Linked DNA regions of Mus musculus: region 2 is linked to region 1. A link is a loop called in an ENCODE intact Hi-C map of the cell type or tissue named here. Cell type or tissue: left cerebral cortex. All regions are shown on one strand. Each heading gives the region's core, and the rest is flanking DNA. Links, peaks and the distances in the headings are about the cores only. Region 1 holds the start of Gm39081 (a long non-coding RNA gene). Region 2 overlaps Hs3st2 (heparan sulfate (glucosamine) 3-O-sulfotransferase 2).

What was found. Hi-C counts contacts between places; a loop is a spot of excess contacts. Peaks named below come from ENCODE experiments on the same cell type or tissue, not always from the same donor. Only the 100,000 strongest peaks of a DNase experiment are listed, where the experiment ranks them.
Region 2: it touches region 1 in a loop (5-fold over the local background); 5 of 42 quality-filtered maps call a loop at or near these places.

The regions. Positions count from the first base shown.
Region 1 is chr7:121,537,458-121,542,838 of GRCm38, reverse strand. It overlaps Gm39081 (a long non-coding RNA gene), which reads left to right and starts at 2,964. Exons shown (of 4, transcript XR_869921.2): 1 at 2,964-3,056. In left cerebral cortex, for the core only: a CTCF peak has its summit at 3,232 (motif pointing right); DNase peaks (open chromatin) are centred at 203, 2,743 and 3,227; H3K4me3 peaks cover 345 bases; H3K27ac peaks cover 1,073 bases.
Region 2 is chr7:121,482,500-121,487,880 of GRCm38, reverse strand. The region is part of intron 1 of Hs3st2 (heparan sulfate (glucosamine) 3-O-sulfotransferase 2); the gene reads right to left. Among named protein-coding and RNA genes, the nearest start is that of Gm39081, 55 kb to the left of the region's middle. In left cerebral cortex, for the core only: a CTCF peak has its summit at 2,417 (motif pointing left); DNase peaks (open chromatin) are centred at 399, 1,352, 2,376 and 3,100; H3K27ac peaks cover 1,070 bases.

The DNA.
Region 1 (5,381 bases), core at 196-5,195:
GTTGTTCAGTAAATATTTGCCCAGTAGATCTAAAAAGGAGAAACTTTTTGACCTGTGGGAAAGAGTGAAGAAGAGTTCAGTGGATGTCGGTTTCTCTGAGATGACCTGGTAACACAGCTTAGCCAACCTTAGATAAGGAGTTTAATGGTCCTCTGTTTCCAAAGCCAGCCTTTAGAGGGCACTCATCTCCCCTCTACACACAGCAATTCCTCCCAGCCTGTGAAAACAAGAATTTTGGTGAATGTGATATTCAGTCATTTGGGTGCCCCAGTGGTATTTGACTGATGTCTTAAAATACTATGTTTAGGCAACCCACTTTATTATACATCTCTATAGCCACTGCATATCAGGAGGCAAGAGCACTTACACAGCATATGTAGAATTTTGATATAACCTGTGTGTAGGCGGCTTGAATATCCAGGCTGCATACCATTTGACCAAGTACCTTAACATAAAGTAATATAGATACATTTATTATATAAAGTACCTGGAAACCTTTAAAATTATTTTTATATTCTGGGTTCTTGCTGGAAGGTTATGTATATGGACATATGTGTGTTTGGTGCCCAAGGATGCTACAAGAGGGAGTCATATCTTTTGGCTACAGTTACAGAAGGTTATGAGCTGCCCCGTGGGCTCTATGCAGGAGCAGAATATGCTCTGACCCACTGAGCCATTTCTTTAGCCTGTCACTACTGTTTTTCAGATGAGATCTCTCATAGCCCAGACTTGTGGTAGCAGCCCCTGCATCCACTTCCTGAGTGTTGGGATTATAGGTATGCGTCATCATACCCTATGTGGATGGTTATGGACAAAGATTGACATCTAGTCCATAGGTAAACCACAGTTTATTTCTAGTGTATAAAACTTAAATGATTATAAATGAAAACACCCATAAACAAGAAATGTAATTTTGGGTACATTCATGGAATGCAATTGTATGGATTGTTAAAAGTAACATGATTGGAAAGAGTCGATTATCCCAGAACATATTTATAGCATCTTGACAGCGTGTAGCTTCCTTTTCTCTGTACATTCAATGTTCATCAGACATTTTGTTGCTGTGACAAATTCCTCAGAGAAATACAGTTGTCTAATGGTTTTAAAGATGTCAATCTGTGCTCATCTGGCTCCATTGTTTTTAAGGTCCATGGCAAGGCAGAGATACTGTAGTCAAAGTGTGGGTGTGTGGGGTGCTGTTCACCTCATGGCAGCCAGGAAGCAAAGAAAGAGACAGGGGGCAGGGTACAATGACCAGGCAGAGAAGGTGTCTCTGCTGGTCACAGGAATACAGCTGGGGTTTACTCTACACTTAGGTCTTGTTCCCATGTCATTCATAACCCAGCCCTGCATGGCTCTTCTTCCGGAATGGTTGCACAAAGAAAAGCACTTTTGCTGGGCAGTGGTGGCGCACACCTTTAATCCCAGCACTTGGGAGGCAGAAACAGGCAGATTTCTGAGTTTGAGACTAGCCTAGTCTACAGAGTGCATTCCAGGACAGCCAGGGCTACACAGATAAACCCTGTCTTGAAAAACCAAAACAACAATGACAACAACAACAACAACAACAACAAACAAACAAACAAAATAAAAAAACAAAACAACAAAAAAAGCACTCTCTAAGAAGAAATGTCACATTAGGTTCGGCAGCTTAGTAGTAGATCAGAGCATCTCCCCTGCCCTTCACTGGCTGGTCCTCGTCCGTAGTCTCCTCAGGCTCCAGGTCAGGTCAGGGAACCCCCCCCCCCCACCAACCTCTTACCATCATGGAGGTGCAGAGATAATGGCTTTTCCTCTTTATCTCCATAGTATATGATTGGGGCTTTCATTATGCAGTTAGTTGTCCTTGGCTCCTGCCCTGTCCAAACCAGGACAGCCAGACCAAGGACAACTAACTGCATAAGAAACAGAAACAGGCTCTGGGGTCATTCCCCATGGGGCAGGATCCTAGACCAGGAGAGGGAATAGTTTTGAATGAACTCAAATCATTTTCAGCTGACAGAAGACTGCAAGCCACACTGGACCTGCTTAATTTCCAGACTTCTCGAAGAATCCCAGGACTGTGTCCCAGTGATGGTTTGCTTCACTCTTTCTACACACTGTTTTCCTATGCGAGCCACCATGTCCAGCTGCTCTGCCTACACCATACAACTTCAGAAGGTACCATTCCTGTAGGCTACAATAAGAATGGCGTCCACTGGAATCATGCAGTAGGGTGAGCCATCCCACTGTTACCTCCATTTTGGATCTCTGGATAGGGATTTGGTCCTATAATGTGTAATTTTTCACAAAAGCCATATTTAAGAAAGTTAAGGCACCCCTATACCTCCATATATCAGCGGGGCTTATTTCTGGCTGGTGACATAATGATTGAGTTTTATTTTCTTCTTTGTGAATTTTCCCCCCATTTTCCAATTTTTCTGCAACGAGCACATATTCTTTCTTTAATCAGAGAATGAGAGAAAGTGACAATAAATGTTACTTTAAGAAAGAAAAAAAAAAAGTAAACGAGGTGTCCAGAGAGTCTGGCAGGCAGGAGAGCAGAGGCGAGCGTTTACTTGTAAGAGAGAAGCTGGAAGCAGGCAAGGAGAGGATTTCTAATGAGGCCAAGAGTCCAGGGAATGTGCCAGAAGGGGCTGTGATTACCATCCGAGTCTAACAGTCTTCTTTAGAAATCACTAAGAGCACCGTGTCCTGGGAACACAGGGAGCTGTAGGACGCAGTTGGAGAACAGGGTACGTTGCCCCAGGAGTGGGGCTGAGTGCTGCTTGAAGTCTCTGCCCCCACCAAAGGAAGCGAGCCAAGCTGGGAGCAGCTTGATTAACTGCCGATCTGTGCCCAGTGAATGAAAGTTCAATTAGAATGGGGTTTGCTAATGAAATCCAAAGGCAGGAACAGGAAGCTGGCAAGAGCTGCTATTTTCTGGAAGTATAAATCAGAACCTGAAGAGGGTGGGTGTCGGGCAGGAGTGCCAGTGAGAGCAAGAGGGGGGCTCCCCTAGGTTGTTTGGGCCACCCTCAGGAGAGGGGCACCTGGCAAAGACGGACTGTATTCAGGTAGGTGAGCTAGAACCTTGCCTGGCTTTCAAGCTCATCTCTAAAAGAAGTATGCTTGCACTTTCCTTACTGGACGACTGTTGAGAAGTAAACACCCGAGACTGGCGTGACTGGCGAGACTGGCGGGAGATGAGTCTTCAAGCTGACTGGTGGATGCCAAGTGCTTCAGGAACGGCAGGTGGCGCTGCTATGGAGTCGGGCTGGCCTCCAACACTCATCTTCCTGAGTGCTGGGATGGCAGCGTGTGCCCAGCTGTAGCAATGCGTTCTTCATTCCCTTATGTACATTGATATGTTTATCATCACTGTGCCTCCAGAAGATAACCACTAATGAGGGTGTACATGTGTGTAAGGGTGTGCTGGCGCATATGTGTGTGTAGGTCATGAGTCTTGATGTCATTCCTCAGGCTCCACCCACCTTTCTTTCCCAGGGTTGTTTGTGTTTCCATCTCCCAGGTGCTGGCGACAAGCATGTGACATCCCACCCAGGTTTTCACATGAGTATTAGAGACTGAACTGAAGTCCTTAGACTTGTGTGGCAAGAATTTTACTGACTGGGCTTGGCAACCTAGTCGGCTTGGTTAGTTCCAGGTCAGTGAGAGACCCTGTCTATAAGAAAGAAAGACAGAGGGAGGGGAAGAAGGAAGGAAGGAAGGAAGGAAGGAAGGAAGGAAGGAAGGAAGGAAGGGAGGGAGGGAGGGAGGGAGGGAGGGAGGGAGGGAGGGAGGGAGGGAGGGAGGGAGGAAAAGAAAGGAAGGTGGAGCCTGAGGAATGACACCAATTTTACTCCAAGATAAACATTTTTATAATAACTTTATTTTTTAACATCTTATTTGGAAATGATTTTAGACATAGAAAAGTTGACCAAGTGGTAGAATGTTCCTGAATGTCCTAGACCTAACTTCCACCAATGTCAACATCTTACAAAACTGTATTTGGATTGTCACAAACAGCCAACTGTCAAGCACATGAAGACTAAAAGCTGACACAGATTGTAGTGGAGTTCTCCATACATCCTTCCTGTCCAGGACCCACTTCATCTTTCATCCTTATGTCTCTCTGACTTCCCCCATGTGTGTTCTGTCTTTCAGGATCTTGACATCTTGGAGTGTTCTTATCTGTTATGGTATAGGATGTTTCTCAGTCTGGGCTTGTCTGACATTTCCTCCAATTAGCAGACATTCTACATCTGGGTAAGATCGCCTCAGATGGAGTGATGCCCTACCAGGGACTTGTGATGTCGCTACATCTTGTACTAGCTTTGTATCACATATTAGTTTAGAATTATGGGGGCTTGGTAATTCATCAGAGGCCCATGAGTTTATGGCAGGGTCTTATGAAACCCAGACTGACTTCTAATCATTGATCCTCCTGCTGTAGCCCCTGAGTGCAGAGATTGCAGATGTGCACTTCCACACCTGCCAGATCTGTGACTTTGAACTGCACAGATTCATAGACCACACCCAGTGAGCCCGAGTTCCTTTGCAGCAGAAACCTCTTGTAGTGTTGCATAGCTTACTGTACCCTGTTTCCCGCTGCTGGAGGGACTGAGGGAGGCTAGACATGCAGGATTTAAATCGAGGCTTGCCATCTCAACTACATTGTGCCATTTGCCTGCAAACCAAGCTTGATAGGTTCCTTAGGGGAGGACAGAGAGCTCTGGGGCCACCAATTCAGCAGACACAGCATCAGAGCTGAGGCAGGAGGATCCCAAGTTCAAGACCCACCTAAGCTAAGGAGTGGTTTCAAAGTGAAAGTAAGACTAGAAATACAACTCAGAGGTAGAGTGCCTGCCCAGCTAGTAAGAAGCCACAGGCTTAATTCCCAGCACTCTGAAAAAAGAAGAAAGAAAAGCAAGGATGTAACAGAAGTACAGTTCTTGGGTAAGGTAGACGCACGTGTGTGATGGTGAGGTATACGCTTCATGCTTTGTACAGGGCAGCTCTATTTGGCTGAGCGAGCTGTGGCCACAAATGAGGGTGGTCCCAGTATGGACAGATTTTCAATGAGTTTGTTAAAGAGGGCCCAGTACTCTGGACTCCCCTGTAAAATAAATAGCCTGGCTTTCAAATATCAGTAACTAAAATCACAAAGAGCACTCCGACCTGGTCAAACAGGACAGTCCATTTTGCAGGAGGAGGTTCACACCTTACCCCCGGGCAGACTGCAGATAGTTGAGGTGGGTGCTTGGATGGAGGATGAGGAGGGAAAAATGTCTATAAGACCAGAAGTCTTAGCACGATGTCTGTCACATGAGGACAACCAGCCCCTGCAGCCTGGAGGGCTGCCCTGATGATAGCTGCAGAAGGGTGGACGCTCTGGCCAA
Region 2 (5,381 bases), core at 76-5,075, 55 kb after region 1:
TGAAAGGATGCACAGGTGTCCTTAGCAGGGCTTAGGTTTGGAGAATGACCTTGGGTTTGGAGAATGACCTTGGGAGATCTGCAGCGGATGGTGTTGTGCATCCTGGGAATTAATTTTCACCTTTAGTTTGATGTGTTTATGGACTTGCCTCTTTTCTTGACCATGAGCATGTGTTCTCGGTCATTAAGAAACTAGAGCTTATTAAAAGCTATTTGTAAAGGCCTCCATTGATATTATTTAGGAGGACAAATGCCTGCACTGCACACTGAGGGAAGGAAGGTTGTTTGGAGTGGCTGAAGTGTGGGTGGGTGGCGAGGACATGGCAGGCATCCTTCCTCTAGATGCTGGCCCGGATAGGAGGCTGAGGGACCGTGGGTGTTAAGTGTTTTTGCGAGTGCTTGAGCAGCCCTAGATGTTTCCTGGCAACTGGACCTCAATTTCTCAGGCTCCATCTGTGGCTGAGCTTGGGGACACTAGCTGAAGGTAACTGCATATCTGCCTGTCTCCTCCGGGTTTATCTTCTTCCTCTTCCCTCTGTCCTTCGTCCTGGGTTAAGCCAGTAAAATCTCTGTGAGGATTCACCAATACACAAACACAGTAGGTGTCAGGAAGGAGCCCAAGTGTCTGCATATCTATCTGGCTCTACCTGGAAGCTGACTTGCCAGGCCGTGCTATTGGAGCAGCCGGGTGTCAAGGAGGCAGACCTAATAATACTGGTGCAAGGTATGCATTTGATGAAGGCTTCCTATAGTCAGCAGTTGAGTAACTGATGTCAGGTAAGGAATTATGCATGATTAGAATTAGTAAAAACATCAGCTAGGATTTAAGTCAGAGCCATTCTGTTCCCTGGCTTCTGTGACATTCCTATCAGCTTCCTCACCAGCAACAGGTGGATGGCTCAGACTTCCTGTGCTGCCCTGAAGTCTAAGCCAGGTAAACAGGTGAGAGCCTGTATCAATCATAAAATGCCACACCCATCCTTGAATGGGCTTCCTGTTTTCTATTGGGTTTCCCTGATTGCATTCAAGTCTCTTTGGGGAGCCTGATGCCTGCTTTCTCTCCTCATAGAGTAGTCCTCCATGGCTGCTGTTCTTTCCAGCTGAGGATCTTGATCCAGAGTTGAATGCTTCTGCTTCCTCCTGTTAGTCACACTCTTCCTCATCCCGGTGCCTCTGATTGCCAGCCCATCTCCTCGCTCTAGTGTGTGTGTTTTGTTTTATTTTGTTTATTTTGTTTTCAGACAGGGCCCTGTGTAAGCCCTGCTGGCCCCAGACTCATTACACAGTGATGGCTTTGAATTTCTGATCCTCGTGGCTCCACCCCCTGAGTGCTGGGATTACAGGCACATGGCACCACAAGTTTTTCAAGGCCTGGGATCAAACCGGGTAAGCATTCTACCCATTGAGCCACAATCTCAGCCGCTTTCAACTTTAGTCTTGGTTTAATTCTCCCTTATATAGCATCGGGAGTGTCTACCCACTCCTTACTCCCTAAAATGTTTCTTCTTGGCTTTGGGCACACATGCTCCCGAGCCCTATGCCTATGCCTATTCCATAGGAATTTCTCCAGGACTTTGTTTCTCTTGTGTGATACTTTCCAATGGTGTCAGCATCCAGGAAACAAGAGTTCATGTGGCAGTGATGCTTCTAACTGGCGCTGAGGGGTCATTATCCTCTTTGTGGTTGCCATGAGCCAGCCTGAAACAGTATAGAGACCAACTCTAGGAGAGGCTCCCCTCCTTTCACAGCTTGGACACCCTCTGCTTCCTACAGAATGGCAGATCATCTGTAAGGACATGAAGGAAACAAGCACCATGGAGGGCCTGAAGCTGGCTGCCCTCACCCTCTTCCCCATCTGGAGTTCTGTCAGAAGGCACCTTAGTCAGTAGGTGATTCCCATCATAGAGTCCTGGCAGTCAATGTGAAGGACATTAGCACACATGGCCAGTCTGTTATGCTCCTCTGGCCAATGAACTCTTCCTCCGCACACATGTGACATTAGCACTTTCCCAAGCTTTTCAATTCACCAAATCCTGCCATTTGTAGACGAGGTTGGCTCGTACTTCAGAGGGGATGGAAACCTCTGGGGTCAGGTGAGAATGGAGCAAACCAACCCAGCAGCTTTGGATGCCACCCTCCTTAGTCTGAGTATCCATACCTTCACCACACTGTGCCCCCTACCTGAGCTGTCCATACAGCCCCCTCACCTCCTGCTGTGTATATTCAGAGTCTCAAGAACTCTTAGCATTTCCAGGTACTTTCAAGCTCTCCAACAGATGACTAGATGAATCAGTAAGTTTAGTCTTTTCCCACCAAGCTTTACAACCACCCCACTCCAGAGTCCCCAGAGATGTGGATGGATTTAAAGGGACAAGTTCTGCGAGGCAGCCCAACTTCCTGAAGCACAACAGTACCCCCTAGTGGGACATGATCCTGATACAGCTGACAGAGTAGACACAGGAATCCCCAGGTTCCTGATGCTGCCTTTGTTGGACTTGATGGCTGATAAAAGAAGGGCCTTTCTGTCTTGTCTCTCAATAGCTGTAGGCACACCAATTCCTGCATTAAGCCTCATGGTTGCAAAGGTCCTCAGAGTTGGCTTTCTGATCATGCGGGGAATGAGACATACTTATTGCCAAAGAGCCTACCGAGCAGTCAGTCCCTACCCCATAGTGTCTGGGCTCTGGTGTGCTTGAACCTGTTGGGTCCCCAGTGCTTGTTTCCAGGTTCAAGACTTGCCTAAATTGTACAAGTGTGGATTCTCAGCTAGCCTTGGAGTAGAGCAACGCCACCTGCTAATCCCAAGGTGTTAATATTCTTTCTGTCCAGGATAGTTAACCCTAGCTCTTCCCATGTTGCACCCTGTCTCATCCTCAGATCAAATGTCACCATGTTTCAATGTGATTTTTGATACCCATGGACTCTTTCTCTCATAGATGCAAGCACAGGTGTGCAATGACTTTGCATATCTGTTTATATATTGCCTTTCTCCCCTGTGAGTTCCCCCCACTAAATCCCATCAGCAGAGGATGGTGTCTGCCTCATCTTTGTGTATCTTTAATCCTTGTCACAGAGCCAATCTCATCACAGGCAAGCAGACGGGCATGAATCATAGCCACCAAATATCTCGCTTGTCAAATGAATAGGATGGGAAGGAGCTGAGGCCTAAATCAAGGCAACATGGGCTCCTCGTGTAAGAAAGAGGTCTGCTGAAGATCTTCACAGAGGATTTATACACACACACACACACACACACACACACACACACATGCACGCACAGAGTTTATATATTATCTGTAGCACACAACTGATTCAGAGATGAGGCACACTTTTTTTGCATTGTTTATTTTTGCATATTCTAGGAAATTGCCAGAACACTGTAATGAGGATATATCATAATATTCATACAATAGTCACTTACTGAGTACCTGCTGTCTGCCAGCCAGCTCTGAGGTCATGGCTATAAATAAAATAGACACAGGACTCACCCTGGTGAAGCTTCAGGCTTGGCAGGGGTGCTAAAGGGCAAAAGAAAATATTTCATTACAACTTGTTAAAAAAGAAAAGGAAAAGGAAGAAACATGTAATGAGTGAATGAAGTGCCCAGAGAAACCCTGAAGTGGCTGGAAAGTCAGGCAATGAGCACATGCTTAGAAGCAGACATCGATGAAGAAGATAAGAGGATATGAAAATGCAGGGTAGACTGGGGGGATGGTCCAGTGGGGAAAGTGCTTGTTTTGCAAGCATCCAAGAACCCATGGGAAAGCTCTATGTGGTGGTATGTGTCTGTAGTCCCAGCTCTTCTATGGTGAGATGGAGGTAGGGACAAGACTGGTCATAACCAGAATGCCCAGAACCAGCTAACTTAGCACACACAGTGGTGAATAATAAGGCCCTGTCTCTAATGATGTTGGAAGGTGAGGACTGACATCTGAGGTGGTCCTCACTTCCACACATGTGTCATGCCATGGGCATGACATGCTCCTAGACACACACACACACACACACACACACACACACACACACACAAACACACACACTTGCAGATGGGGTTGGGATGAAGTAAGCCATTGTAGAGAATCTAAAAGTACACAAATGCCCAGATCGACAGCCATCGAGAGAAGTGTGACTGACGCAGAAAGTAAAATCAGAACAAACTTGAACCTGATATTTTAATTCTAGTGTCACGGTACACAAAAGGACTGCCTTGAGAGACTTGGTGCAAGAGACGGTAGTTGCAGCAATGCATGGTGTGTAGATAGAATTGAAAGAGAGGCCTCAGACAAACTGGCTAGAATGTCAGACAAGATCCAGGAGGGCAGCTTCCCCTTCTCTGGGGGGTGGGGTGGGGATTTGTAGGTGTAGGGCTGGAAGTGGGGAGGGGGCTGCGAATGGGATGTCCAGTGAATGGATAGATGAATTAATGAAAAAAATCATTAAGCAGACATTTCCAAGGAGGTAAGATGGCTACATGGGTAGACTGAAGGCTACTTACTCCTAATAAAATGAACCACCAACCCACGGATTTATGCACCCACACATTCAACCACTCACCCACCCAGTATCTATCCTATAGAAACATATCAGTTCAAATGTCTTAAATGACAAGTAGAAAGCAAGTGCTTTTGCAAGGACTACAGGCATCCAGCATATGTAAAAGAAGCATTTCTACAAAGTCGAGCTGGATACGGACATCTTAGCTGCATCAAATTCCAGGCAAAACAACAGCATCCAAACAATAACACAGATTATCATCTGTAGAAGTTTGTAGAGGAAAAATGACTCCTAATATTTACTATTTTGTCAGTCTGCTCATGAGAACAAAAGAAAAGCACTGAAAAGCATTCAACAGCTTGAAAAACATCACATCCCACCCTCCAAAGAGCACCCTGCAAAGGACAACAGCTGCCCAAGTGACCGGGTGGCAGAGCTAGAGACTACAGAAGTTGTGCAAAAAAGGACAGTAATTGGGGTTAAACTGTACAGAGGCCAGTAAGTAATGCTTTTAGCTTCCACTGTCAAAACTATTCTTCTAACAAATACCATGTGTTCTCATTTACATGTGAAGCTAAAAACTAGCAGGTCTTATAGGATGAGAGAAGAATGGTGGGTATCAGAAGCAGGGAAGGGCTGGGGGAGAGGGGTGGCAACTGGCACAGGGATGTGATTGGACAGGAGGGGTAGGGGCTCCTCTGCTTCAACGTGAGTCTGACCAAGGATGACAACAGTCAGCCGTGCGTTTTTAAAGGTACTGTGGAGGCTTCAGATATGAGGAGAGGGGAGCTTATTCTTTTGTAGATGGTGAACAGGACCTCCAGACTCAATGACCCTAGGCACAGAGAAGAATGGATTGAGACGAGGAGCCAGGACACTGGCGGGCAA